Regions from separate parts of the Mus musculus genome. Here all the other regions are linked to region 1. A link is a loop called in an ENCODE intact Hi-C map of the cell type or tissue named here. Cell type or tissue: heart. All regions are shown on one strand.

Region 1 (8,000 bases):
GAGACAGGAGCTGAAGCAGAGACCGTAGAGGGGTGCTGCTTACTGTTTTGTTCTCCAAGGCTTGCTCAACTGCCTTTCTTCTAGCTAGAAGGACTCTCTTTCCAGGGTGGCACCACCCACAGGGAGCTGGGCATTTAAGCTCTTTGTCTCTCTGTTTTGTATCCTGTAAAGCAGAGGCAATAATAGAATTTACTTCCTTGTTTGAGGATTATAGGTCTTTTTGTACAAGAGGAATAGAACAATGCCCAGCACACAGGAGGAAATACAAATGATCACCACCAGGTAATATCTGAGTCCCCAGAAGCTTAAAGTGCTACTTTAGTGTCCTTATGCAACTTGCCATTACATGCTGGGGCTGGGCATCACTGACCCAGTAGCTGAGTCAGTCTCTCAACAGCCTTCACATCTGAATGCTAATCTACAGCCAAGCAGTACTTGAATCATAACCAAAAAGGCTTAGCAAGCCATTCATTTTGGTGGATTCCCAAGGGAGCCAAGATGAGGGCTAAAGGAGGCTCAGCAACGAGGAGAGTGCAGCAAATCACACTTACCAATTCATTTCAGCACAAGCAGCTGGCTACGTCAGAGTCCCAGGTGCTATGGTTTAGAGCCTACCGAAATTCCTGTCAAAATTTGGTCCCCCTTGTGACAGTGTAGGACCAGGTGGGATTTTTAAGAAATGACTAGCTTCCTGATGGATTGGTCGACTAAAATAGTCTTATCCCCAAGCTGGGTGTGTCTGTTACAAACCAGTTTGTCTCTTGTATGGATTCCTCTGGCCACGAGAGTCTGCAGGGATCCCATTGGCAAGAAGATGCCCCAAACACAGACTACCTAAGGACCTCCAACACTCTACAATCATGGGTTAAAGAAACTTTAATTCTCCAAGTTATCTAGCCTCTAGTAGTCAGCAATAGCAGCAGAAAACATGAATGCACCAAGAAGATCATGACCATTACATCATCACATTGCACGGAAGGGAAACACTGCTCTTCTGTATCAGTCCACACAGGAAGTAGGAAAGGTGTAATAAGTTAGTCATTTGGTGGGAAATTCTGGGGGTGAGGCCTTCTTTCTTTCTTGAGACCTTCTGAAAGTGTCTTAAGGCTTCCTTCACCTGCTCCCGGTCCATCTGTTTAATAGTCTTCCTTTGGAGTTTGTCCTAAGTGCTCAGGTTCAGTTGTTGGGAGAAAGGCATTGCAAAGTGAGGGTGTGTGAAACTGGGGTCCCAGGACAATAACCAGCTCTTAGCTGTGGAGAGTGAGAGTTGCCAAAGGGGAGGAGAGTTGGTTGGTTCTTTTAGAAGGTGTAGAAGAGGAGGCTGAAAGGCTTAGCAAGGGGGAGGCCTTCAGGAGCTTCCTGTGGGAATTCTGTAGCTTTTATCATGGGGACTCTTGGCTATGGTGATAACGATGATGATGATGATGATGATGATGAGATGATGATGATGATGAGATGATGTTAACGATGATATGACGTTGGTAATGAGGTAATGTTGATGCACGTGGCTTGCAATGACAGCCTTTCATCTGTAGACCCAGAGGTCAGCCCAACCATTAATTAATTCTGAAGAGGAGGTAGGAGAATATCATTATCTTCCATTTACAGGTGAGGAGTCCCAGAAAGAAGAAATTAAGCTCTTTACCCAAGGCCACCTCAGAGCACTTGCCAGCAGGAGGGAGCGCAGTTCCTGCCTCCTTACCACCTTCTGTTGGTGGCTACCCAGGTTTACCAGGTTAAGCATCAACATGGAATGTAAAACAAACAAACAAACAAACAAACAAACAAACAAGGAGAACAAGGGGTGAAGAGCCAGCTCTGGGTCTGGGAAGTTTCCCAGCAAAGTTGCTCTAGAGGTGGGAGTTATTCTGGGACCCCCAAAACTTCTCGCTGAGAGTTCCAAGGATGCTAAGTCCCATGTGTGCTTTTCCCTGGGCCCTTTCTCTGGGCTGTGTTTGCTGTGAAGGACCTTAAATAACAAGGTAAGGGGCTGTGCAAAGGATGACTTTCCAGAGACTTCCTTCCCATCTGCTAGGGAATGGGTAGACTCTAAGCAGGGACCTCCTGAGCTATTATGCTGCTTAGGGCTTGACAGCAGTCGTCTGGCCTGCTGGAGCTTGAGGGAAGGGCACTCTGCACCCTGCTCAGAGGGGATAAGAACTAAAGTCCCTTGCTTCTGACCTAGGTCCAGGACTCTCATGTTCTCTGACCTTCTAGGACACGATGACAAGCTAAGGTATTATCTTGTCGTCGAGTAAAGTTAAAGGGGATCTTAAATCTTATGGGATAGCTTGTGCACCTCCTTTGTCTCAATTGTGAACATCCTTTACAATTGTGTATTTAGTTTTCATATTCCCCAGAAGGCTCTGGGAAGGAAAGGATATTGTATTTCCTAGGCCTTGAAAAGTGCTTGGGATATGTTACATTTTTTTCTCAAATATTTGAAGAAGACTGGGTAAATGGATATAAGCCCTTAAGAGATACAGAGTGAGTTAGTACAGCAGGAGGGAGCCCTTGTAGGCTTACAGGCTTCTCTAAGGGCCTCTTCTCCTGGGGTGGGGTGGGCAATGGTAGCTCCTTGTAACGCCCGGTCCTTCCTTCTAAGGGGTTTGTGAGGGCAGGAAAGAGAACAGACCAATGTGGGGACCATTACTTCTTACCACAAAGTGAAGAAGGCCCTGCCTTGCTCCACGTTTACACATCGCACGGGCAACGGAAGAAACCAAAGTCCCACCTCTGAGGGTTCACTTTCTGGGGCCACAGAATGAGAATGAGAAGAAACTTAGGAAACCTCCCAGCCAGAATCCTAGAGGGACAAAAAAGGGGCATTTCTCAGTGTCCTTCTGGCCAGTGATGGAAGTCTCGGGGTCTGGGGGCCAATCCCTGCCCTGCAGAATGAGGTGTGTAACATCTCTGAATTTCTAATACTATCTACAGCTGGGTTGTCGCCTCTGCTACCAGAGATGACATGATACCCTCTGAGGGAAGTAGCTACTTGCCTTTAGTAGAGAAGATGGAGACTGGCTTGATTCTCCTCCCTGAAGGCAAGTGCTCCATTTGCTTGGCAGAGAGAGATCTGTGAGCATATGTCAAAGATAAAAAGGCTTTTTTAAAGCTAGTGTCTTCTCTCTCCTTTCCTACTCTTCCTTTCCTTCCTCTGATAGCCAAATGGAAGAGTCAGCCACAGCCACGGGTATTGTGGTTTCTGGTGGTTTTAGTTATGAAACAGATAGCAAGAGGATAACAACATCTTTATTTTTTGTTAAAAGATCCTCATTGGATGGTAATGACGATAATGACGACAATGGTGATTTGAACGAGAACCTCAGTACGGATCCCAGACTAGCCTGGAACTAGCCATTCTCCTGTCTCAGACTCCCGAGTGCAGAGATACCAAGAATATGCCACTATGCTTGGCTAAGGGATTGTTGTTTATTTATTTATTTATTTATTTATTTATTTACTCTATTTAAGCTCAATATTCATTTATGGAACCAGTACTTTGGGATAGTCCCTGGATGAGGGAGGAAAGAGTTCGTTAAACCCAGGGCTTTTGTTCAGCAGATTTAGATTTGGTTCTGTCAAAGCCTATCAGCCCACCCCGTGTGAGGAAATGGCACGGAGGTCAGATGCACTCCTGGCCCATCCGGCCCAGCTCAGCAACAGCCCCAGAGTTGCCCTCTGGAAGGACCTGACACACCTGCTCACAGTGAGATTCCTTTAGGGGAGGCAACACCCAGTTTTCCAGAGCAAATTAGACAAGCACTCAAACGCCCTGGTGTAGGCAATTAACACCTTCAAGTTGAAACTCGCCTGAAGATAGCTTTTGCCTGAAGAAGTGAGCAGACGTTTAGGCACTGGGGAGCAGCAGGTGCCTTTCAGGGAAAGAGGAAAGAGGTGTCTTGGAAAAGAGGAACTAGGCAGCTGCTGACAAGACTGATTCCGCACCTTTTCTTTAAACCAGAGCCCCCTACTCCATCTTTCTTTGATAGAGGCTTTCTGCAGTTCCCAGTGAGAGCCAGGGATAGGTCTGTGTGGATCACCTGCTCTTTAAATACAAAGGTTGGGCCACTTATTCAGAGCCTGGCAATCATTAACCATGAGGAAACCACGTGATTTTCTTAATGGCGTGGCACCAGGTAGTCTCTGAACCCTATAAGCCCTGTAAAAAGCTGTAATTAGATGTGGGTGTCCACGCTACTCCTGCATTTTGTGTTGTCTGGTGCTAAAGTCCTTTTCAATTGTAGATGGTGCCTCCTGGAGATAGCTGAGCCCAGTGCCATCTGAGCCAGCTAGGCAGCAGGGCCTCAGAGAGGTGGGCGATCTGTCTTGGGAGTCTTACAGACATGCATGTTTCTTGTGTATTTAACTAGAATTGGCCCAGAGCTCAAAATAACATAGTTTTTTTTTTTTTTTTTAATCCATTAGACAGTTTTGGAACCATCTATTGGTGCTGAATCTTGTTTTAGAAGGTGGAAAGCAAAGTTAGTTTACAATCAAAACAAAACCAAGCCGATTGGGCAGTTGGGGGAAATAGTTTTTGCTTTGGACAAATGGGTTTCGGAGACAGTTTCTGTTCTTTTGTGTCTCCTCCCTTTTTCAGGTCACAGGTGCTGAAGTTTGTTTTTATTCACGAATAAATTTCCTTGGAGGTCGAAGGAGGAAAGTTGAGGATCCCTTTTGCAGGATCCCTTTGTGTGTGTGTGTGTGTGTGTGTGAAGCTTGTTTCCTTTTTTTTTTTTTTTTTTTTAAGGCTTGATAAAATTTTTGGCAATGCTGCCCCCTGCAGAGCAAAACTAGAATCTCAACTTTAGCCGTTCAAAGACCAGGCTGATGAGTATAAAACGAATCAGAAAAGTTCAATGTTCTTCAAGCTTTGCTCACTACGAGCTAAAATACTTTTGGATAAGTATGCTCCCCCGTGCAGGTCTCCTGGCTAACCTTTGGTTTGTACCATAGCTTTAAGTGCAAATGCCACCTCTCTCACGTATGTTCTGTGCGCTAAAGCATCACAGAGCTATCCTCTAGAGACATCTTCTGTGCTGCTCACTGGATGGCTTCCCACCAACCTCTCCTTATGTCCTGGACTCCATCTTGATCCCAACTCCATGTGAATTTTCATTTCCTATTCTTCTAAAAAAATTAGGGATGTCAGGTATAGCAAGTAAAAATGCAAGACGTCTAGATTAATGTGAATTTCAGATATAAAATAAATGATTAAAAATATATATACAACAAATGGGACTTCTTTATGCCAGCAGATAGTTGTATTTCTGAAACGAAGCAGAATGATGTGTCCTGTGTGTTGCCAGGCAACACCACACCACAGGGATGTAAATGCCCTAATTCTCCTACAAGGGGAGGTTTGTTCTTTCTATTTATCCCTTATCTCAGGAAACATGGCCGTGTTCGAAACCGTCTCCCGACTCTAAAAGGAACATCTGCTTTTCCTCTACAAAAGCTATCAATAACATATATAAAATTCACTTTTCATGAGCCGCCATCTTGGTATGTCTGATTACTGTAGCCATTGTCTTTCTGTCTCTACCTCTTCATGGCCACCTGTTGCCCCTGGTCTCACATTCCTCAGTAGCTGAAGGAGCCCTTTATTTGGATGGGAGGAAAGAACAGCTGTGCCCGAATCCTCTAGCTCTGTGGCTTACAGACCGAATGCCCTGAGTTCACAAGCTGATAATAGAACAGTCGCCCCGCCTACAGTCCATAAGTGCCACTTCTGTAAATTAAAGATGACCCTCAATTTTCAGATGAGTCATTTGGGTTGCCATGGTGACCTGTGTGGTTTGTGTGGTTTGTGGGTCCTTTCAGCACAGCAGTAGAGGCTTCAGCCCTCACCCTCAGGGGCTTCCACCTTGACTGCTGTGACAGATGTCTTCCTCCCTGTTCTTAGGTCCCCAGAAAGGCATTTATTCAGAGTTGGATCAGTGTTCAGTCTCTTGTCTAGTGGAAGCTGCTGCTGTGCTCTGGGTCAGTTAGGCCAAGCTGGTGCCTTGTTGAGGAAGCAAACAGGTAAATGTGTTTCTGCTGAATCACGTGGGCAGACACAGTATGAAGGTCGAAACGCAGGCATCTGTGCCACCAGAGAGGTGCATATTGGGCAATGAGGGTGGTAATTTAGGTATTTTTTTAAAAAATGAAATAAAATGCGAATTACTTGGGTGTCTACCAAGTATTAAAAACAACCAGAAACCAAGTTGATGGTGGCAACTGGTAGGCAGAAGGGCACCAGATTGGGGTGGGTGGAAGGGTAGAATTGATCAGGCTGTTGTACACTCAGGCTAAGCAAGAAGAACGCGTTAGAAACAGAATACCAATTCTATAAATGGCCCTGAATTGACCCTTCAGAAACAGGCTATCAGTTGTACAAATGGCCTTGATTTAATTAATTTAACCTGTGGCTCTGACCCAGCAGAGTAAACCACAAACATAGTCCAATCCCGATCACCCACTATCTAAGGTCTCCAGTTAAGATAACCCCTTGTTACCAGCCCCAGCCCCCCTCCTGTAGACCCATTTGTCAGGAGCCATAATGGGACAAGTTAATGACCAGCAGATGATCATCCTGAAGTGGCCTGCCTTGGATTATTATATACTCTGAGGCAGGTGAGCCCTTATTAAGCAAGGTTGTGAGGGACTAATTTTAGGAAAGATTCCTGCTATTAATATGCTTTTCCTGTTATTATTAAACATATATAACAGTCACTAAGTAGAAGAACACCCCCTTTGAAGTAGATCTCTGCAGATCCACGAAGATGTACCATCTTGTAGTGTTGCTATATAGACAAATGGATGGCTTCAGTCTTAATGATGATCCTATAAGAAGTCCTAAAATTATATCTGTGATTATTAAGCTCTTTTATAATGGGACTGCTATTAGGTCTTTTTCTGGTAGTCAAAGCTGCAATGAGAACTCTGTCAGTCTTCCAAGTGTCACCAGTTAATTGCTCTTAGATGGTAACCAGACTTTCTCCTACCCAGAGCACATTCCAAGAGGTTGTAAAACAATTAACCAAAGGTCATTAGAAGGGAACTAATGATTTATTATAGGTGCTAGGACAGAAGATAAAATATTGGCTGGGCTTATCTATACAGAACTTCACTTATAACTTAGTTATGGTTTTAAGCCTTCTGTGAACCTGTGCAGCTCAGACAGGTGATGGATGTTTAGCCAGATAATTACTCCTCATGGTATGCGTGTAAACATTCGGCGTTGTAAACTTATATTTAAATTTATGATTTGATTTTTTGTGTGAACTTGTGATGCACTTTGTAACATGTGATCATGTGCTCTGAATGATGTTTAAGAGCGGAGGACAAAGAGAAGAGTCAGGACTGAGGGACTGGGGTGAGAGAAACAGAGGTGAGAAGAACTGAGCTGAGAGAGGAACTGAGTTGCGGAGAAGTTTTTAGACAGAACACTTTTTAGATTAGAAGGAGGATGCAGAGTGGAATTACTTAGAAACTAGAGGTAACATAAAATACTAAGAGAGCAATGTGCAGAATGCAGAGGGAAAGAGGAAAAAAAGAAGATGTCGCAGAGAGCAGAAGGAGCCAGCAGGCTTCTCCTTACCATGGGACAGAACAGCAGGTCCCATGGTAAGGACAAGGCAGGTTTAGTCTTTTTAAAAGAAACAAAACTTTTTTTTTCCCCTTACAAACATGAGTCTAATTCATTTAGAATTAAAAAAGTAGAAGTTTTTTTTTTCTCTCTATATATTAAAGATTGGAGCGCATTTTTTTCATCCAGAATGAATGAGTTCTTTCTGCACCAGTGCTTGGTCTTTTGCTCCGTATGCATATGTAAGTATGGATGTGTGTGTGAGTATGTAAATGGGAGAATGTATACGTGCGCGTGTGCGTGAGTGTGTGTATGTGTGTGTGTGTATGTAATTGTGAGAATGCATGCAAGCTGGGCCCAACTGGGTTTGAATGAAAATGAATAAATGAGCATGAATGAAGCTGAATATGAATTTATGTGAGAT
Region 2 (8,000 bases), 71 kb before region 1:
CAATTATTAACAATTAGTCCATGTTTCTGAAAGTGTACATAACACAAGAGTCCAATGCAGCCAGGCCAAACGCCTAGCCTTTTCCTCCAAAAGAGGAACCTAAGCTAGGCATCCTCCAGCACCTTTTCCAGTCATTCCTTCCTCCCCTTTCAATGCTTGTTCACAGCACTGCCCTCCCCTGTGTTTTTAAATGCTTCTGCCTGTGAAGAGTTTATAGACAAAAGGACAACATGACAACTGCTAATGCCAGTAAGCCTGGGTCATTAACATCCTTATTTTTCTCTGCAGGACAATGGGTGGGATGGGTGGACTTCATCACATTCACCTTTGATAATCTTAACTAGGAGTAACTAAGCAGTAGACTGTGTGCTTAGTACAGGTGAAGCTCTGGGTTCAGTCTCCAGAGCCAAAGTAATTTTTACAGAATTACATATGTATCAATACAAATACATGTATTTATATAAAATCAGTGCTGAGGAATTGGCTTAAATCCTCGGGCAGAGTAGGCTTTCTAAGGGAGTGTTCTACACCCAGGTATGGTCTGACTCAGCACAAAGGTACCACCACCTGTTCATATTCAAAGTTTAAAATTCTGTCTCTGTTGTTGAAGCTATTTATAAAATATAAAGCTCCCAACAGTTCCCAAGAAATTATACATGTCCATTGCCTATTACAGTCTTTCCTCTAAATACATGTATGTAAACTCTAGCAAATGCTGAAGATGAATGCAGAAAAATAAACAGCCATGCCAACATGTACACGAACCCATAGGAGATTTCCCCTGTGAGAAAGAAAACTAGCTACACAAGGGAAATGTAATCATGCCATCCCATAACAGACTGGCAGGCTGCTGGAGTCTCAGTGGCAGTGGGACATTTCTGCCCCACATGAGCTCTTGAAGACAAAACGGAATAGTCATGTCCCTGCATGACAACAAGAATGTGCTGTCTGGATAAATGCCAAATACCCTGAGAGCCACTCAGTAGCAGACAGCATAAGAAAGTATACATGACAGAGTGGCACCGCTTAGGTTGAGTTCTACAGAATGTTGGAGGGATGCCCACCCACACCAGGACTGATGCTAAGGAGGTGGGGACATGAGCACTTCAGTGTCTTAGAGATCCAGAGTCAGGAGAATTGATAATGACTGGGAAACCAAATGTTCCTAAGAAACTACCACTTAGGTCTATCCTCCTTTGGTTTTTGGACTGGGAATTTCCCATAATTATTTTTAAAATGGAATTCAGAAAGAGTTCATGGGATTAAATAAATTGATATAGAGTAGAACTGACCTCCCAGAGAATTCTGACTGTATAAGACAAGCTCTTTATTATTTTTCTAACACTTTCTCTACTTAAATGCAATTGTTTTACACAGCCACCTTTTAATAAGAGCTCTTAGTTCTGTTCCCTGTTCATCCTTCTGGAACATGACTCATACGTCATCCAATACTTCCTCTTACCCTGACTATGCGAGCGAATGGGCCTCCTGCTTTACTCAGAGAGGCTCCATAAAGCCCTTCCCCTCACTTCTGCCTCTTGCTAGAAACCTGTGGACATTCCTCTTTGGGTATCATAGTGAATGGTCCATGATTAATATAAGGCCTACCTCCTGGCTCTACCATTAGGTCACACTGCCCCACCTATTTGAGGACCTGCACTAGCAACTGTCCCTATCAGCTTGCTTTTCAAGCTGTTGTCCTGTTTACACAAACATGCATTGATTATCTCAGCCGGCCCTTCAATCTGTTTCCCATTAAATCTGTAAGTAAAATTACCAGGAAAAGCTGTTTCTGGCTCCCCCATTGCCAGTTCCTCGCTTCCATTCTCTCAGGCCTTTCCGCAGGGCTCTACTGCAACAATGTAGCTTTCGTACTGGATCACAGCATGCAACCTGACTCACTAGAGCTTCAGCGTATTTAAGGATTTTTCTCAACTCCTGAAACACCTGTCCTGAATTGTGTATTTCTAAATATTTGAAATTTCACTTTTCATTCAACATTAAAAGTGGCTTTCCCATGGTACTTCTGTAGAGTCCTTTGCTAGTGTCCTCTTACAGCTCTCAGGACACTTCTCTCTACACTTCAGACTGGCTCACTGATGTCTTTTCTGCATGCTTCACAGACCCTTGAGACCAGATTCCTAGTGTGTCTCCTAAAATGCTGCTCCTAGTCGCCCTAGCCGACTGACTGGGTGCTCCTTGCCACGCTCCATCACACAGTAAGACTGTTCATCTCTTCAGTTACGCAGCCCAAAATTCTTGACATGAACGTTAATCTAGCCTTCCCCATCCCCATCCCACATCTAAGACATCAAGTATAGTTAGAATCCAAGCACTTTTCAACATTCCTATAGCCAACGACCTGGGTGGGGCTACCCTTACCACCTACTGGTGGACACAGCCACCTCACTGGACATTCCCTACTACCAGCCAGCCTACTCCATGTGGATACAGTTGCATGGTGTTTTGGTTTTGTTTAAATACTGAATGAAAAATGAAACTTCAAGTATTTAAAAATACAAGTTTTAAGAATTTAAAAATATATACAAGTTAGGCCTAGTGGTTCAGGCCTATTTTTCAAGACACTTAAGAGCCCAAGGGCAAGAAAATGGCAAGTTGGAAACCTGTCTGGGCTACAAAGTGTTCAAGGTTAAACCTGGACTAGTGAGATCTGCCTCAAAATAAACAAGACAGCTGGGGATCTAGCTCAGAGGTCAGCTCTTGCCTGGCTAGTACAAAGGTCTAAAATTCAATGTGTAGAACCACAAAACAAAGTTTTTAATAGAAAGTAAAGGAAGGCGGACTGAGCTCTGCCCTGGGGTGCTGGGGGCAGCCAGGCCCATGGACAGAACAGTCATATAGTCTGCTCCCTGCATTGTTTCCTCCGCAGACTTAGAATCCCCTACATAAGCATGTTACTGTTTACCAAAAAGGAAAAGGGCACTCCGTCTTTACCAGTCTCCCTCACTAATCTATTTTTTAAAGTCAGTGGGGAGGGAGGCTATCCTATGCCAAGAGGAAGCTGACTCCAAGCAGCTATGGCCTGTTTCCTACTGATTCAGCTCTAAATTAAGGCTCTTTCCTTTCTTTATCGTGACAATTCACAGCCACTGCAGAAAGTTCAGGAAGAGAGCAAGGAGAAGGAAATACAAACCACGTCTGATCGCCCCGTGCGAGTATGTGCTCTTTAAGGACAGAATCATCTCCTGCTTCTCTCATTCATTATGTTTGCCATTCGTTCTTTGGTTCATTTTTCTCCCAGTCAAACTGCCCATATTTTCTTTTCATTTTTTTCTATGAAGAACTTGCTTTATTGTATGTTATGAAAACATTTTCTCAATGTGTCATTTAACTTACTTGTGAATTTATGTGTGTGTGTGTGCTTGTCCATGGTGCATGTCACAGCACATGTATGGAGCTTGTCCATGGTGCATGTCACAGCACATGTATGGAGCTTGTCCATGGTGCATGTCACAGCACATGTATGGAGCTCGGGGACAATTTGGAGACAGTTCTCTCCTTCCATATGTGGGTCCTGAACTCACACTGTGAGGCTCGGCCTGAGAGTCATTTCATGCTTGATGTAGAAAGATTTTAATCACTGGAAATTAGGTCTCCTGGCCTTTCACAGTGTCTTCTTCTAATGTTCCTGAGACACGTTTGATGCCATTATAGTCACATAAGTTCTCTAAGACTTTATTTCTGTATGTTCCATTTTCATCTAGCTACACGTTACTTTTAGTGGCTCACTGGAAGATGCTTTTCTTACCTGGGCATCATACTTGACAGCAGCAGAGAGCAGAGCAATAGCATTCTCCTCACAGATTCCTTGCTTGATAGTTTGTTGACAGAGCTTTTTCAACCGAGTCTCACTGTAAAATGTAGCCAGATCTAGCAACCCTGATGGAAAGGAGAATGTATTGTGGGTGCGCTCTGAGCGCCTGACCATTGAGGTGCAGTGCTCAGAGGGCTGTGAAGGGCTTCCATCCGTCGGGCAAAATGAGCTCTGCAACTCTGAAGCCGCCTTCACAGCACCCCGGGAAGACAGCTGAGCTGAGCTGACACTGACAACGGATAGGAGTTAACATCAGAATGGCTTGAATAATTTTTCCTAGAAATGAAACAGGTTTGTGTTTCTCTGAATTCCCCTCTCCTGGGTCAGCAGAATCTTTGGAGGCCACGCCCACCAGCACACATGTTGTCACGGAATTAAAAAGAAAGCCGGTTGGGTTGGGAGTGGGCAGTGACACAGTGCACAAGCTCAGCAGGCCAAGCCTGCCTTCAGTTCCAGCACCAGATAACACAAAGGAATCCCCTGTCGTGGGCACATCTGCCTCCTGTCCTCCAACCCATCTTTCTGCCCCGCTTCGCTTCAGCATCACTCCTGGAGAGCAGTCTCTCAGAGAGCAGTCTCATTAGCTGTCGCTCTCACTTGCCACTGTCTGAAGCTGCCCCACGGTTGAGTCTTCCCACACATAAATGGGCTTCACTGTGCCAAATTCAAAGACTGATCTGGAGTCCTCTTATTCAATACTCACCCAGAGTGTACTGTGGGGACATACATGCTCTGACCCCGGGCACTCTGTTACTTGCTAATGTTTCTTTTCTCTTTAATCAGTGGCTCTTCTTTTGTTCTCTTGGCTAGGCTATTTTCCCTGGGCATGACCTGGTCTTCAACCCTCACATTCTTATTCATTGATTTCTCCAAATGAAAAAAAAAATCTATTACCTATATAATAGATTTCAGATTGTGAAATGTTTAACTGAGTTACCTAAAATGCCCACTTTCACAGCCGAGTGTAGCAGACATGGCCTTGATCTACTCTGGGGCAATGACAAAGAGATCTTCTAGGGCTCTGCATTCACAGACAAGATTCGCCATCTGCCCTTCCTTCCATGCTTGCCTGTGATGCTCCAGTGGTGATCGATGTTGACCTCTTACTAGAGCTACCCACTCAACCTTCATATGTAGTAGTGACAAGGGAAGTCTGCGTTCTGGGCCTGAGGGTGTAGCTCAGTGGCAGAGTCTGAGAAAAGGCAAATGCTACATCCAAGGACCAAAAAGAGAAAAGCGCAGGCTCAACATCACCAGAAGAGCTCCTGCAAACATCGCAGTGTCTGTCTCCTGGCCTGGAAAGAAGCCACCTTCCTAATTATTCAACATTTGCCAACTTGGTGGTAAGGTCTCTGATGATTACCTACTGCCTCCTCAGGAGATAGGCTGATGTTATCTGTGTATAGATACTCCAGGAAAGCTCGGAACACAGGATACGAAAACTCGCTCATTTCTACAATATCGTCTTCACTGTCTTCTAATGAAGAACGAAAATGTTCACACCTGAAAGAAGAAAGGAAGATCATAGCCCAGGTTCTAGACTGGAGTCAAGGGACTACCTGAGGACTTTCTCTTGAAGCTGTATACCTTTCCTGTTTGCTAGTCTGTCAAAACTTGGTCCCAGGGTAGCAATAATAGGAGGTGGTAGAACCTTTAAGAGGTAGGGTTAGAGAAGGGAACTTAGTGTGGGGTCTATCACTGGGGCAATGCACTGAAGGGGACTTATGGAGACCAAGCTCCTCTTTGACCCCTGATTTGTGACAGTAGTAGGGTGGTTCCAGTAGGCAGTTCCCACCAAGATATGGTGCTTTTCAGGAGGCCCCAAACAAAACCTCCAAATCAACCCCAAGCCAGGGTAAGCTTTCAAGCTGGAGTTACAGTTCAGCCGCACCAAGTAAGCAAATAACCTTTATGTCAGTTACTTATCTCAGGCATTTTCGTACAGGCACAGAACACTGCCAAAAACCTTGTCATTGCCTTGGCTCCTTGCTTTTCAATTGCCTAATCGGCAAGACTGCAAATGCAGCCTGCTGCTGCTGCTGCTGCTGCTGCTGCAGGTGGCCCAGGCATCTGACTCTACATTGCAGCCTACTGCTGCTGCTGTGGGCGGCCCAGCAGCTGACTTTACAATGCAGCCTGCTGGACTGGGGGAGACGGGGGATCTCTGGCCTCCTTCTCACACTGTCTTTACTGATAAGTATTGTTTTTATAACTGATTAATTATGTCTCTTTACTCCATTCTGTCTGAATTATGTCCCTAAAAGTTCCTAGTAACCGACAATGTGAACTTATGTGAAGACAGGCTCTTTACAAAAATCATCATAAGCCAAGTCACTGTGGTAGACCCCAAGGCAATCAGACAAAGGAGAAGCCTGGGACACAGGCAGACTCGGAGAATGCTACGTGTCATGCCTCAGAAAGAGGAAGATTGCCACAGACCACCACAAGCTCAAGTGTAGGCCTGGTTCTTCTCCCTGCCTCAGAGAAAACACCATACTGCTCATATGATAAAGTGCGTTGTCATGGTGTAGGCTGAGCGTGTTCAGTGTTTGCTCTGTCACAGTAAACTAAACCCCCATTTCCTTCGTGAAAGTAGAGGCTCCGTGGTGAGAGTGAACCAGGTGGCACTATGTGACCTTTCAGAATGGGAACTTGAGACCAAAATACCATATTGGGTTTCTGAGTCACGGAAAGAGGGTTTCAATATCTTTGACACAGTGGCAACACAGTCCCAGATCATCATGTTAGGAAGGAAAGAGGCAGGCAGGAAAGAAGAGATGCTATATAATTTCATACATATGAGCTTCTAGAACATGCGTAGTGTGTATGAAAGGAAAAAATCATTGGCTGCTCAGTATGGGACTTAGGATCTTTGGGGAAGGACAGATTTTTCTATCTGAAGGTAGGGTGGTGGCTTCATAGACTGTGACATGGAACAAAGATAAGGTGAATATCATGCACTGCTCACATAAATAAATGTAATTTATTTACATTTATAAATGTAAATGTAAGAAGTGTGATTTAAAACATTTTTGTGTTGGCATCACCCAGGTCCTTCTTGGTCTGGAAAAACCACTTTTTTTTTTCTCCAGCATGGCTGTATCCGAATCCAGCTGTGTTCAGGACTGTCTGTAGGGCTGTCTGCAGGGCTGTGTTCAGGGCTGTCTGCAGACCTGTGTTCAGGGCTATCTGCAGGGCTGTCTGCAGGCCTGTGTTCAGGGCTGTCTGCAGGGCTATCTACAGGGCTGTGTTCAGGGCTGTCTGCAGGGCTATCTGCAGGGCTGTGTTCAGAGCTATCTGCAGTGCTGTGTTCAGGACTGTCTGCAAGGCTGTGTTCAGGGCTGTGTTCAAGACTGTCTGCAGGGCTGTGTTCAGGGCTGTCTGCAGGGCTGTGTTCAGGGCTGCCTGCAGGGCTGTGTTCAGGGCTGTCTGCAGGGCTGTGTTCAGGGCTGTCTGCAGTGCTGTGTTCAGGGCTGTCTGCAGGGCTGTCTGCAGGGCTGTGTTCAGGCCCCAGGCAGTAAAGTTAAATCAGAGCATCTGGCTCTGTTCCAAGGGCAAAACTTATTTATTCAGCACTAAGCTACAGCCAGAACTTCCATGGCTTATTCCCTGAACAAACCCAGTACTTGTGGCCCACCTTGCCTTCCACATCTTGTCTCATTCCCCCACTCCTACCCCATTGACACTGTGTGCTTTAAGGGCACAAACAGCCTCATCAGAGCTGCCTCTTAATTACTCAAGTGTCTGGCACAGTTCCCTTACTCAAGAGTCAGGATATCTGAAGTGATTGATAAATGAATTAATTTCACTCCTCAAAAGAGACCAGCTCTTACGAATTATTTTAAACATCTATTTAGTGTGACATACACCCACAACAGCAGGCATGTAGAGGACATGAATGGGAGCCAGCTCTATCTGCCTACCCACCATCTGGGTCCCAGGGATCATTAGACACTCTTGCCCACAGAGGCCCACTCTTACCTAATTTTGAGAAGGACTTTGTGAGCATAAATGTATTTTCCATCAACCAGAAACTTGAGGTCTGCAGTGTCAGGGTTGTCAAACTCCCTCTTCAGAGACTCGGCCACAGTGAGGTGGTCGTCAGGTTCTAAGGGAAAGCAACACAGTGCTTCTGGGTTCAGTCATAGTTGAACATGACGGCAAG
Region 3 (8,000 bases), 400 kb before region 1:
TGCCATGATATTAAAAATGTGCCCCACCGTGCTCAGCTGTATTAGTCTTACCGTGGATAAAAAGGTGTGAAAGTTTGAAGACAGGTCCTTCAAGGGGGTGATTAAGTTAATTGGGGGTTATTAGGGTGGGGGCCCTGTCTAATCTGACTGGGACCCAGGGAGAGTCGGAGATGTGCCAGAGATATGAGAAAAGGCCTTGGGAGGACACAGTGAGGTAGCTTTCCTCAGAGGGAAACCAGGTCTGCCTGCTCCAGGCTCCTTGGACTGAGCCACTGATCTCCAAAAAAGTGGAACTGTGGGAGCAGCCCCAGAGGCTCACGCGGAGGGCTTGCATGTCAGTCAGCATCTACAGAGCTCAAGGAGCTGCACTGCCTCACACTGGTAAGGCTCACTGAAGCCAGGGCCTTCTCAAGATCAGGCAAGCACTCACCACTGAGCTACATTCCCAGGCCTTCTCCTCATCTTGATATGTGTTGCTGTCTTGTCAAGACTTCAAGCTGGGCTATGTACAGCTTTGCCCGCTACAAAACCCTGAATCTCCAATGACCCCAACTGAGACTGCATAATCAGTCTATGTCCCTGCTCTAAATCCTCCCCACATCCTGGCGTCAGTTCACATCCCTGCCTGTCTCCAAGCAGCTGGCCGCATCTCCTTGGCCCTCCCCTCGAAACTTAGGATCTTGCTTCACTCTGTGCGCTAAGAAAGGAGGCAAAATCAGAAGAAAGAGCTTCCATAGTCTGCCTCCGTTGTATGCAACCATCCTCCTCCCCACTCACATCGCACCACACACAAGCAACGGGCAATAGTGCAGAGGAGTGAAGCTTTTAGGAGGAGAGACAGAGCCCTAGTGAATGAATTATCTTGGTTAGTTACAGGGAAGTGCCCCCTTCCCTCGGGCAGGCACGCCCTTCTGCTCTGTTGTCCTGGGATAAGGCAGCAGGAAGGCCCTCACCACACACAACCCTGAGGTCCCAGACTTTTCAGCCTCAAGAACCAGAAGATAAAGAACAACTTTCAGGAGTTGGTTCTCTCCTTCCACTGGGTTCTGGGGACTGAACTCAGGTCTTCGAGCTTGGCAACAAACACCTTTCTCATCCAGCCAAATTTCTGTTCTACATACATTGTCCGGTGCGGGATGTTCTGTTATAGGAGCACAGGGTGGCCCAAGACACTCTTCCAGCTCCCCAGGCTAGCCCCTAGCATATCTGTACACCAGTGTTGTACTCAGAAATTCTGCTTCCCCCACTCCCACTCCACTGTGTGGGACTACTGCACAATGAAGTAGTGAGCAAAGTGGGCACTAATAAATATCAGATTTACCATTGATAGGAATGCAGAAATCACCAGAGAATGATACAAAGGGGAATTAAAGACACTAAAAGCAATACAAACTATTACAGCTTGCCTGTAAGGAAGAAAGTAATAAAAAGCTAGTTTTCAGTATTTTACCTTCCCATATTTCTCACCATACTTTAAAACCGATCCCGGAATGTGAAACATCGTCAACTAATGATAGACTAGTTCAATTTCCACGCTGGGCACTGCTGTGGAAACTGGCAGACATTATTCTATCACCTGCTTCTGCTCTGGAAAACTCTTTTCCCTGGCCATTTCCCAAATTAAGTTTCCAGGCTCCTGTTGAAGATCAAGGGTGAGGTGGAGGAGCAGAAGTAGGCATGCCTCTCCCAGGAGCTCAGTATCAAGGGAAGGAATCCAGGCCTACAACATTCATTAGCTCCGTTCTCCAAGAAGCAAAAAGCTCTGACACTCTACCTGGATGCATGGGCCTCAGAGCCTCTAATCTTGGGGAGAAATATATCTACTAACATCAAGCTTCAGTTTGTGCTTACCCAGGGATGAACCCCTGTAGTAGGAATGGCCCCCTCTATGCAAACACCAGGCTGCACAGGTAAAGCCAATAAAGGAAGATACCTGCATCCTCTTCTGGCCTCTGAGTGAATGCTCACAAATGCACACACACACACACACACACACACACACACACACAGAGAGAGAGAGAGAGAGAGAGAGAGAGAGAGAGAGAGAGAGAGAGAGAGAGAGAGAAGGGGAATGGGGGAGACAGACAGACACAGACACACAGAGAAAATACTTAGGGAGGGTAAAGACAGAAAGCATTAAGGTAGAAGTGCCCTGGGTTTAGTGTTAGAGAATGGAACAGAGAGGACCAGAGAAAGAGATAACTCAGCCAAAGAGACAGAGCACTCCACCATCATCCTTTCTTGTTTGTCTTTAAGAAAACATCTTACTGTACAGCCTCGCTGTCCTGGTACTCACCACTGTGTAAATCCAGCTGGCACCAGGCCTGTGGCAAATCTCTAACTTCAAATGTGGGAGTCATCAACTTCTTCATTTAAATGTGTAGCAAAAAGAGCCTTGCCAGATGTGGCTCCTACGTCTTGGCCTTCCCACCTTCAAGGGTATCGCATTTCTGTTTATTATGGCAATCCAGCCTAAGGTATTCTCTGATGGTAGCACAGAGTGATTGGAGATGGTCTCTACTGGCTCAGTGTCTTCAAGAACCTTCTGAATTTAAGGACCCATGGTAGAGACTAATTGCTCTTAGCAGCCATCAGTCAACAAATTAATGTTGCTAAAGTACAGTCAATTACCTAGTACAAATGTAGTTCACTGCCATCTGAATTGCCTTGGCCAAATTCTAACTCATGGCTTTCAACAGAATAATTATTTTTGCTCTTTTCTTCCTAATGTTAAGACACAGAAGGATGACGGAAAAGAGGGAAAAAGAAAAAGAAAAGAATGGGGGAAGAAGGAAGAGGAAAAGAAGGAGGAAGCAAGCGAGGGAGGACAGAAGAGGGAGTTAAAATGGGAATGGAGAGGAAACAAAGATTTAAAGAGAAAGAAAGAAGAACAATTATCCCAGCATGGCTAACTCGGACTTGCGAGGCTGAGTCGGAAGGCTGGAAATTTAAGACCTAACGAAACTCTATATTCTGAGACATATCTATAGCAAGTTCATGCCTGCCTGGGAGATCTAATGAGACCCTCAAGAAAAGAGGCTGTGGAGCTAGGGCAGCAGTACAGAGGTGGTGTGCTTGCCTACTACATGGGAGACTCTGGGTCTAACCCTCAGCACCACAAAAAGAAATTACACAGAACTTGTTTTCCACAGACTAAGATGTTTAAATTGGTCTTCCGATATGCTGCCCCGGCCCTTTAACCTTTGAACAGTTTGTCCTACACCTAAGGACATGCTTAGCATTTTTTGTCATCACGAGACTCATCTCGAATCTTCTGTGAAGGTCAGTTTTACATTCATTTCAACCTTTGTTTTCTTCCCGATCAAAATATTTGCTTTGGCTGTGCTATGTGTGAGAGTTCCCAGAAACGTTTCCTTCAGCTGTTGGTAAGTTCGTGAGCATCCTGTCTTTCACTCTGGGAAGACAATTCAGAAAAGATTGGCTGTAATCTCTTTGTTTTCCGTTTCCTTGCATTTCAAACCAGTTTGCTTTTGCCCGTGAGCCCTCACGTGGTAAGACAGATGCTTGATAAATGCATAGTAATTTGATTTAATTCCTGAAGCATTTGATGAGCTTAAACAATATAGTTATATTGGCACAGTTTGCCTCGAATTTCCTTAACCTTGGGTCTGAATGTTTATCACAATCCAGAAAGAACTATATGGCCCTGTGCACAAATGAGTCACTGTACTCTACCCACAAAGGCTTGGAGATAAACATAGCTTAGTGCCAGCAAGTGCAGAACTGTATCCACCCCGAGACCCCCACATTGCCGTCCATTGTGTCTTCCCGAAAAATGCATTGTGATTTCCAAATTTCCATTAACTGTCAGATGCACCCAAAGGTGCACTCTCTGCCCAGATTTGTATCATTAAAGGCACAAAGGTGAATTTACTGCTAAATGTTTGAGTAAAAGCAACGAGGTTAAAGGAGGCCTCTTGGTCCTTGTTTCTGTGGAACAGTGGGCTCTTTGTCCTTTCAGAGCCTCTGGGGCTTGGCCCCCGGCCTCTTCTTGGATAACATGTTGCTCTTCGTCTTGCTGGACAGCTGCCAGGTCTAGTTCTCACCCCCCCCCTCCCCCAATAAGTTATTCCCTTTGGGCAGTCCCAATGCAGACATGCATACAGTGACTCCCTGTCCTCAGAAGTCAGGCTTCCAGAACATTCCCTGCCCATTTTGTGAATCTAATACCTGATATAAAATTTCTAATTACAGGCACTCAATTCTCTCTCCTAGGAGATCTGAAGCTTCAAAGGCTGCTGGTTGCCAGACCTTTTCTTCTCCCTGGAAAGCCCTTGCCAAATGGCCACATTTCACTCTGTCTGATCCAGGCTTTTTATCTGTTCTCAAGCAGACAAGGGCAAAACGCTTCATCTGCCGGCTGCTCAGGCAATCCACTTCCAGGATCTGCGTGTGCACACTCCCGACATACCAGTGTGTTGTGCAAATCACTGCAGAGCTATTTCTCAGGCTCCGGCCAAACCACTGAGATGCTTCTCAAACAAACAAACAAAAAAAAAAACAAACAAAAAATCCTTACAATTTCAAAGAGCGTTGGCACAAGTGAATTCTAGAAGTGTCAGCGGCTTTTCCCTATGGATGTATATCGAACTCACAGAGCAGTGGATGCAAGGTTCAAGATGAAAAGGGATGAAGTTAGGAGGTGCAAATATCGTTTCACAAGAGAGAATTCTGACACATGCATATTTAAATGTTTGCAAAAAAAAAAAAAAAAAAAAGCTTTTTGGCTTAGGTTGTTCTAGGGTGCTGATCAGAAACTTTAGATTCTCAGAAAAAGTGAAGAGTCTATCCAGGCTCTATCACCAAGGACTACGAAATGGCCAAAGTCCAAAGAGTCTAAAACTCTGACCTATCCTGCCTATTTTGGGTGATAATGGATATGTTTGGGTTCCTGTATGGCAGGTCCTGCCAGGAGCCTGAGTAGGTTCAAGGTGGCCCCAAGAAATGCAAGGCAAGAAAGGCAGCCATCAGAGCTGTCTCGGCCTGAATCATCAGGAGAAAGGGTCAAAGGCAAAGGTAGAGAGAAGGGTCCTGGGAAATCTCCTGGGCGGGGCGAACAAACCACTCTGGAGCCTCTGTTGATAGATGTTAGGCTGGATAATTTCCTGCTCTGCATTTCTCTTTGGAAACTGTAAACAGTGGTATGACATAGAGAGTGAGAGAGTAAGCAAGAGCGTTCAGACAGACCAAAAGCATGTGCACAGGTCTGAGCCCAGGCCCGTCTGCTTGTTTAAACCCCCAGCACAGGCAGGGAGTAGCTGTGATCCCGAGGACACAGCCAGAGACCCTGCTGACACAATGGGAGATGAGCCAAATGATCCCCACCCTCTACAGCTGACTTTCCAATGGGGAGGCAGAGCTTTAACAAGCCAGTATGAGAGAGACAGTTTTAGTTTATGGTAAATATTATAAAGGGGTGAGGGCCGCCTCAAATGGACAGCCACAGAAACTACCTCTAAGGAGGGCAAAGCTTTGGCTACGAACCAAGGGATGAAAACGAGAACTCATAAAAGCTCTGAGACACTAAAAGACAAGAAGGCCTCTGAGGTCTCTGACAAAAATCGACTCACTGTTGGGTTTGGGGTGGAAACCGAGAAAACGCACTTCCGTTCCAGAAGCTTAAAAATGAAAGTCTATTTTCTGGGGGTCAGGGAGTTGGCTAGGTCAGCATCTGAACCATGTCCCTGTAGGGAGACTGTACAACATTTTTAAAGGATGGGAGCACAAAGCAAGGGGGAGCTGGGGAGAGCCGCTGTGTTATTCAACTGTATTTTGACATTATGGGCTAAGCAAGGGAGCACCCGTTGGAGACTGAGCCATATCCAGGGCACCTGACTTCCAGGTCCTTAATTCACTCTCCTAGACATTGGGCCTGGAGCTCAGGGTGATAAGGGGACAAAGGAGCAGGCCAGTGGCATTCAGTTAATTAGGGAATAACAGGCAAATGGTTATATATGTTTTAGAACTTATGCACCATAGTTTATATAACAGCAATAGTCTTTACAAGTCAACAGACAATTGAGAAAGCATTTGTTTGGAGAAGTGGGATAGGTATTCATTCCTAGTCCTGGGAACATGACCTTGTTTGACCCACCAGCAAAATGGAGAAGTTGTCCTTGAGATGTGTGGACTCAGACAACCTGTTTACAACAGAAGATGTTCAGCTACAGGGAAGTCCCCAGCTCCCCTAAGGACTCGGACCTTGAATTTAGTTGGAAAACGAGTTGGCAGTACTTAGAATAAGTTTCTTTTGCTTGTTCTCTACACTCAACCCCAGCTAGGGAGCCATGACAGACCAAAGTACAGATGATGTTTTGTAATGCAGCAGGCTCATGCTCTTAACTCCAATTGGCCAACCCTCAGGGCAGTGTTCACTTAAACTCACCTAACTCATTGCGACTTCTCTTCCTCCATATTCTCCTTCTCCCGGTTCTCCTCTGATCACCAAGTCTGGGAATCTTAAACCCCGCCTACATCTCTTCTGCCCAGCTATTGGATGTCAACATCTTTATTCACCAATTAGAAATAATTTGGAGTCAAGGTCACATAGGGTCTATGGACTCCAGATTTTGGGTTCCCACAATCATCATTACAATAGAAAGCAAGCCCCAAACCTCAACAATGGGATTAGAAAGTCGAATGCTCTAAGGCACAAGTCATGAGGTTCAATGGAGAGTAATTTTGTAAAGATGTTGAAGTGTCTATATTCTGTGCTGGTATCAATGGGAAAGTTCCAAAGTATGTAGAAAATGAGCTGGGAGATGAAGTTAGAGTAGTCATTAGAAGACTCTACACTAACACAGGTACAGTGTGATGACTTGACACAAATGAAGAGAAGACTGATTGCCTCTGTAGCCATGGTGATTGCATCTGGTATTCATGGCATTTGCATCTGTAACCATGGCTTTAAAAAACAAATGTGAAGATTTGTGTATGGTTCTTGTAATCCCAGGGTTGGAAAGGTTGAAACAAGTGGATCCGGAAGTCAAGGCCATCCTTGGCTACTTAGTGAGTTTGAGGCCAGCCAGCCTGGATTAGGAGGAAACAAACAAACATGTGCCAGGGCTATCTATCTATCTATCTATCTATCTATCTATCTATCTATCTATCTATCTATCTATCTCAAGAAGTTGAGCCAGAAAGAATACACAAACTGAAACTGAAAGATGGACAAGCCATGATGGGCTGGGTAAATCAAATGGAGAAAGAAATCAGCCCAGGAATGTGTAGATGTGCTAGCAAGAAGAAAGCTACGGTGAGTACTGTGTAGGGGGGAAGGAGCAGCAGAAAAGAGGCTTGAGTTCGGCCCATGAGGTGGGGCACTAAGCAGCAGTTCCAGGAGCTGACAGAGGTCCCTGGAACCTTCCAGGTTCAGTTTCCATAAGGTTTAATGTTACTGTGTATCCTAGTCAAGAGTTACCACGAGTCTCGTCTGTCTTACTGCCCTGCATAACGGAGTCTCTCTTCTTCTGTGTATAAGCTAACTTGATTTTTTTATTTCAATATAAAAACATGAGTAAAACTGTAATAAAGCCGGATGTGGTGGTACAGGCCTTTAATATCAACACTTGGGAAGCAGAGACAGGCAGATCTCCGAGTTTGAGGCCAGCCTGGTCTACACAGTGAGTTCCAGGACAGCCAAGGCTAAACAAAGAGTCTTTGTCTCAACAATAGCAAAAACCAGCAGCAGCAACAAAAGTGTAACGATTATGTTTTGATCTGTTGAAACAAGGTCTCAATATGTACTCACTATATAGACCAAATTGGCATTGAACTTGGACCAATCCTGCTTCTGCCTCTCAAGTAGATGACTTTATATAAGCCAGTTCTTTGAGAAGTTAATAAAAACAGTTGGTGTGGTGGCGAATGCCTGTCATCCCAGGACTTGGGACGTAGAAGCATAAGAATCAAGAGTTCAAGGTCATCTTCAAATGCACACATGGTAAATTTAAGGCCAGCCTGGTATACATAGACCCTGT

Evidence for each region. Peaks named below come from ENCODE experiments on the same cell type or tissue, not always from the same donor. Only the 100,000 strongest peaks of a DNase experiment are listed, where the experiment ranks them.
Region 2: it touches region 1 in a loop (2.3-fold over the local background); 3 of 42 quality-filtered maps call a loop at or near these places.
Region 3: a loop joins it to region 1, with 3 times the contacts of the local background. A loop is called at or near these places in 6 of 42 quality-filtered maps.

Annotation. Positions count from the first base shown.
Region 1 is chr14:73,103,337-73,111,336 of GRCm38, reverse strand. No RefSeq gene overlaps it. Among named protein-coding and RNA genes, the nearest start is that of Gm35388, 4.4 kb to the right of the region's middle. In heart, a CTCF peak has its summit at 4,809 (motif pointing left); no DNase peak of the experiment used is centred here; H3K27me3 peaks cover 633 bases.
Region 2 is chr14:73,174,333-73,182,332 of GRCm38, reverse strand. Rcbtb2 (regulator of chromosome condensation (RCC1) and BTB (POZ) domain containing protein 2) reads right to left here. Exons shown (of 15, transcript NM_001170694.1): 12 at 7,817-7,943; 13 at 5,199-5,338; 14 at 3,770-3,900. Among named protein-coding and RNA genes, the nearest start is that of Gm52109, 12 kb to the right of the region's middle. In heart, no CTCF peak of the experiment used is centred here; a DNase peak (open chromatin) is centred at 3,032; H3K27ac peaks cover 1,080 bases.
Region 3 is chr14:73,499,113-73,507,112 of GRCm38, reverse strand. No RefSeq gene overlaps it. Among named protein-coding and RNA genes, the nearest start is that of Med4, 6.9 kb to the left of the region's middle. In heart, no CTCF peak of the experiment used is centred here; DNase peaks (open chromatin) are centred at 4,022, 4,332 and 5,082; H3K27ac peaks cover 1,344 bases.